Linked DNA regions of Mus musculus: region 2 is linked to region 1. Evidence: chromatin loops called from intact Hi-C (ENCODE). Cell type or tissue: heart. All regions are shown on one strand.

The links. Peaks named below come from ENCODE experiments on the same cell type or tissue, not always from the same donor. Only the 100,000 strongest peaks of a DNase experiment are listed, where the experiment ranks them.
Region 2: it touches region 1 in a loop (4-fold over the local background); 1 of 42 quality-filtered maps calls a loop at or near these places.

What each region holds. Positions count from the first base shown.
Region 1 is chr5:73,489,636-73,492,135 of GRCm38, reverse strand. It overlaps Dcun1d4 (DCN1, defective in cullin neddylation 1, domain containing 4 (S. cerevisiae)), which reads right to left and starts at 1,110. Exons shown (of 11, transcript NM_178896.5): 1 at 945-1,110. The coding sequence starts at 969. In heart, CTCF peaks have their summits at 1,029 and 1,240; DNase peaks (open chromatin) are centred at 235 and 1,265; H3K4me3 peaks cover 2,357 bases; H3K27ac peaks cover 2,228 bases.
Region 2 is chr5:72,913,399-72,915,898 of GRCm38, reverse strand. Slain2 (SLAIN motif family, member 2) reads right to left here and starts at 1,537. Exons shown (of 8, transcript NM_001113423.2): 1 at 886-1,537. The coding sequence starts at 1,274. In heart, CTCF peaks have their summits at 1,308 and 1,539 (motif pointing left); DNase peaks (open chromatin) are centred at 468 and 1,668; H3K4me3 peaks cover 2,500 bases; H3K27ac peaks cover 2,500 bases.

The DNA.
Region 1 (2,500 bases):
ACGCGGAGGCTACTGCCAGCCTCGGGACACCTCCCGGGTACCCGGCCCCGCCCCCTCTCCTCAGTGCACCCCGAGGCTCAATGGTGGTCCCCTCCTAGGCTGGAACCGGGCCTCTCCAGGGAGGAGGCGCCTCCCCCAATGGACAGTCCAACGCTCCCCACCCCGCCCCAAGAGCACCGTACCCGAAGATGACAGCCCTCCCAGTCCCCGCTTCTCCCCACCTACTCTTCCTCCTAACTCACTCCGCACACCCTCCCCGACCCCTGTCCCAGCCCCCAAACTGCACAGCAGTCCTATCCGCCATCCACTCCTCCGGGGACCGCCTGTCCCAACACCTGCCCCCCAAGCCCTCTCCCCACTCCCGACCGCCGTCCCGCACACCGGACTCCACAACTCTCCCATCCCACCGCGGCGTCTCCCACTCCATGGCCCCCGTTACATCACCCCCCATCCCCTCACCGGCCCGGCCGCTGCCCCAGCTCCCCACCCATTGTTCCCGCCCCCGCCCCCAGCCCTCCTTCCCATTGTCCCCGCCCCCTCTCCCCTCGCACTCCCCCGCCTTCCCCGGTAGACCGTACGGCTCGGGCCCCGCAAGCCTCACCCTGTACTCGGACCGCAGGCCCTCTCCCTGCCCGCTCGTACCACCCCCGACCCCAGCTGCCAGCGCCCGCCGCCGTCTCCACCTCCGTGCACCACCGACTCTCGGCCCCCGGCCTTCCAGAATGTCCCCCCTCCCCCAACCGCGGAAAGCCAGCCAGTCCCCACCCCCTCCCCGCCGCCCCTGCCCCCGCCCCAGCCGCCCGCAGCGTCACGGCCCTCGGACTCCAGGAGGGGTTCAACCCGCTCCCGGGCCAGGGACTCCAGCGCGATCGGAACCGGAGAAGTGGAGAAGGGAGCGCAGGAGCGGACGCGGTGTGCGGGCCCGCTGGCTCTGTGCTACTCACTGACAGCTGCAGCATCCGAGTGCATTTTCGGGCAGCTCACACCCGCCTGCCGCCCGGGCTCCCGCGCTCCACTCGCGGTCCCCCTACCGACTCCCCAAACCTTAGCTCGCAACAGAGGACCGCCGGCTTCTTCTCCGGCCCGCCCATCCCGCCCTTCTCATTGGCTAGACCCCAGCCGGGGGACCGCCCCTCTTCGGCTCTCATTTGACCGAAGAAGTGCTGGTTGCGCCGCCTGCAGCTGGCAAGGAGGCCCCGCCCCCTAGACTGCAACGTGATTGGCCCCGGCGTCTCGCCTCCGACCGCCCCTGGTGGAGGCCACTGTTCGGAGCCGCAGGTTGGACCCAACGGCTGTCAGTCATTCAGGGGTCCGAAAGCGCGTGGAGGGGCGAGACTGGGGAATTGGTCCACCTTGACCCTGAAGCCCCGCCCTGTGGCGGGCGGATCCTGGAGCGGGAGACCAACCGAGAGCCCAGCCGAGAACCTGGGTTAAGCATCCGAAACAAAGCAGCCTGAGGGACCTAGAGCCAAGCTCCAGCCCACAGGGACTGGTGTTCCCTGGGAGGCCATCGGCCAGATCCCGCTACTGCCCGCGCCCGGGTCCCGCCGGTTCTCCTCAATCGTTTCCCATTGCGGAAAATTAGAAGAAGAAAAATATCTCCGCTTTCCTCCCCTTTATGCCACAACCTTTCTGTCCTCAACTTTGGAAATGCGCCTCTTTTTCAGAGTCAATTATTCAGAGTCATGCGTTACTTGCGCCAAAGGTTTCGAATGCTTCAGGCATTGAACGTCAGACACCTCTGCGGTCCCCAGACAGCGAGAGAAAAACCTAGTGCCACATTAGGCTCTGGGGTCAGCCTGACACCAAGATAAGCCAGGTCCCCTGACTATAAAAGTCTAAGAAACATAAGTCGAACCTGGCCAAACCGCTGTTTAGCAGAGGGAAGCGTTAATGGGGTTGTGATTGTTAAGTGTCCTAAATACTGCTTTTGTTGTTTCTTGGAGTTTTTCAGTACTTGAAAACCAGTTCTCCACAATCACAGGTAATGCAATAACGCTGAGATGTGCGAGGGTGGGCGCCCCGCCCCCACCGCAAACACACACTCCATGTCCAAACCTCGCTTGCCCCAACCACAGCCTGGACAGCCTGTAGATTCCGCCACACGCACTGGATGATATGACCAAAGATAACAAAGGGGTCCTGCGTTAGGATTCTGAATTCTACAGCCCAGGCTCTTGAGTTGTAGAGTTCTGAAATCCGGACAAATGTTACAAGCGCAAAACAGCTTACAGTCCTTGTTATCTACATCACTGTGTTTGTTACTGTGATATGTTCCATCTCATCGCCCTCTATTTCTCTGTAATTAAATTGAATCCCAATAACGCAATCTTTCATATTTGTCATTCAAATGCATATGATTCACTTCATCAAATTGCAAAATATCAGAATTGCATCTGAAGACAAGAACTCTTCATAGAGCATTCTTTTGGGTCTCCTTAACAGGACAGAGTCTTAGCCAAGTCTCATAAACAAAGGAAGGTACTTGTAGGCTCCTGGG
Region 2 (2,500 bases), 580 kb after region 1:
GGATGAATTATGAGGATATTTCCAGCAGGTGTTTTTTTAATCAAAAATAAAACTCGAGGGAAAGCTTCTCATGGCCTACCGAAAAGTGTGACTTTAAGGTGTGGGGTCACCTCAGCTCGTCAAGAGGTGCCTCGTGATAACTCCGGCTTTGGTCTAGATTTTTAACTAGGACCCTTTCTCTGCCTCCAGGATGGCAGGCACGGAAATGATAGTCAGCTTGGATAACTAACTATTGCTTCACGGCTCCGAAATTATGTCGTATGCAATTCTTGTTTTCCAATATAAAATTCAGGGTTCCCCGATCCACCACCGACTTCACACAAAGCAGCCCCATCCCTCTCCACTGCCCTCCTCACACAAAGCAAAGCTTTACTCCCCCCACTACCCAAAGGGGAGTGACGTCCACCCGGCCTCCCCACAAACATCCCCATCTCACTCCGGTCCAAAGCACTGCCTGCTAGTAGCTACTCTCTATGTCCCCGCACCTGGTTGTTACCTCTTGAAGCAGACCCCTCCCTACAATCCAAACCGCTCAGACCACCATCCGAAAGCCCGTCTTTCACACAAAGCAGGATCCCTTCCTACGAAGCAGCTTGGTACCCTCTGAGTGCTCTGAGCGTGCGGGCCCACGGGGGACTGTGCCAAGCCACAGATCCCATCTGGGTCCAGTTGGGTCCTGCACCCAGAGGTTCCACGACCCAGAGAACTAGCTACAAACCCGTTTCCAAGGCACGCCTCGAAACCCCCCAACTCCAGCGGACCTGCCCGCCCGCAGCAGAAACAGGCAAAAGCCAGCGTCCCCACCACAAGCCGAGCCCACCCTGCTTTCCCCCAGGGACACCCCTCCGCCCCGCAGGCCCACCGGGCCCAGCGCCCCGCGCTCACCAGCTCTCCTCTTCCTCCTCCCAGCCTGACAAGCGCTCCAGCTCGTCGGGCCGCAGCGGCTCTACCTCGTCCAGCAAGCCTCCCTCGCCGGCCGCCAGCAAGGAGGTGGCGTCCCGCAGGTCCTCGCTGCTGGTCCGTCGCGGGCCGGAGCCCGCCCCGCCGCTGGCCTTGGCGCCCAGGCCCAGCGGGAAGCCCCGAGGGGACGCCGCGCCCGACGAAGGGGTGGACACGCCGACCCGAGCTGGGCTGCCGGGCCCGAGGAGGCCTGCACCCTGCACGGCTCCCGAGCGGCTCCTCAGCTGCTCGTTCTGCTTCTCCAGCTTCTTCACCAGCTCCTGCAGCTTCCGCACCTCCTGGTCCGCGTTCACATTGGAGTTAACGTCCTCCATGCCGGCCGCGCCGCCCGCTCCGACTCCCCAAGCCGCAGGGGAAGCGCGGGGTCGGGGGGAAAGAGAGGCGTTACCGCCACCGCTCACGCTAGCCGAGGCGCCGGCATAGAGCAGGGCCAGGCCCCACCGCCAGGGTCTCCCCGGCTCGGGTTGCGAAGCGCCGCTGGCCCCAGCCGAACCGCCTCATCTGCGCCGGCTCCGCGACTGGGGGAGGCGGCGCCAATATCCGGCCTCGGCAGCCATCTTCCCTCCGTCCCTCCGCCCCCTGCCGGCCAGCCCGGTCGGTGACCTCAGAGCGTCGGGGGAGGACGTGGCCGCCCGCGGGCTGAAAGAACTAAGCGCCCGGCTCGCGGTGGGGCGGGGCTGGAGGCGGGGCCTGAAACGGGACAGGGCCCGGAGGGGCGTGGTCATTGTTTGGGGCGGGGCCCCGGCCGGAAGGGGTGTGGTGGGCGCCGGCAAAGGTGGGCAGGGCCCGGCCGGGCTGGGCTAAGCTATCGCTGGAGTTTTGCCCTGGCCGCCTACCCTCCCCAAAGCTCATCGCGGGCGGGTGTGAGACCCAGAACCGGACTCTGGCTCCGGCTCCGACTCGGGCTCGGGCTCGGGTTCAGCCCCGCCCTAGGCGTCTGTGCGGAGACTCGCGGTCGGACGGCCCCGCCTGGTCGCATGGACCGTTCCCTTGGTTTGTTTGGCAATACTGAGTTGGTTCCTGCTTGAAACCGGAGACTGTCGGAGCTGGCAGCAGCCCCAGAGACCATCTGTGGCTCGTCCGTTCCATCCCCTGAAAATGAGAACCCGAATCCCGAATGGTTCAGAGCTCGGAAGTCAAAATGATAACCGTAATTTGTTGAGTGGTTCCTATAAGCCAGACACTGCGCTAAGCACTTTTAAAGGCATTATTTCATCCGTTTAAAACACGTGGGCAGGGGTTGTTTTGTTTCGTTGGCTTAAGGTTTACAGGTCCAGAGACAAGAGGATGATGGAAAACACTTCTGTACTAATCTTTCAACGGTAGTAATTAATGTGCATTGTATTCCTTGGGTTCTCCCTTCGCCCCCAAAAGACTTTTTAATAGTATGTCTTGACTTTTTGGGTTTTTTGAGGCAAGGTTTCTCTGTGTATTCCTGGCTGTCCTGAGACACGCTCTGTAGACCAGGCTGACCTCGAAAAACTCATCCTCTGCCTTTTTTTCAAAAGCTGGGATTAAAGGCATATGCTCCTTGAATTTT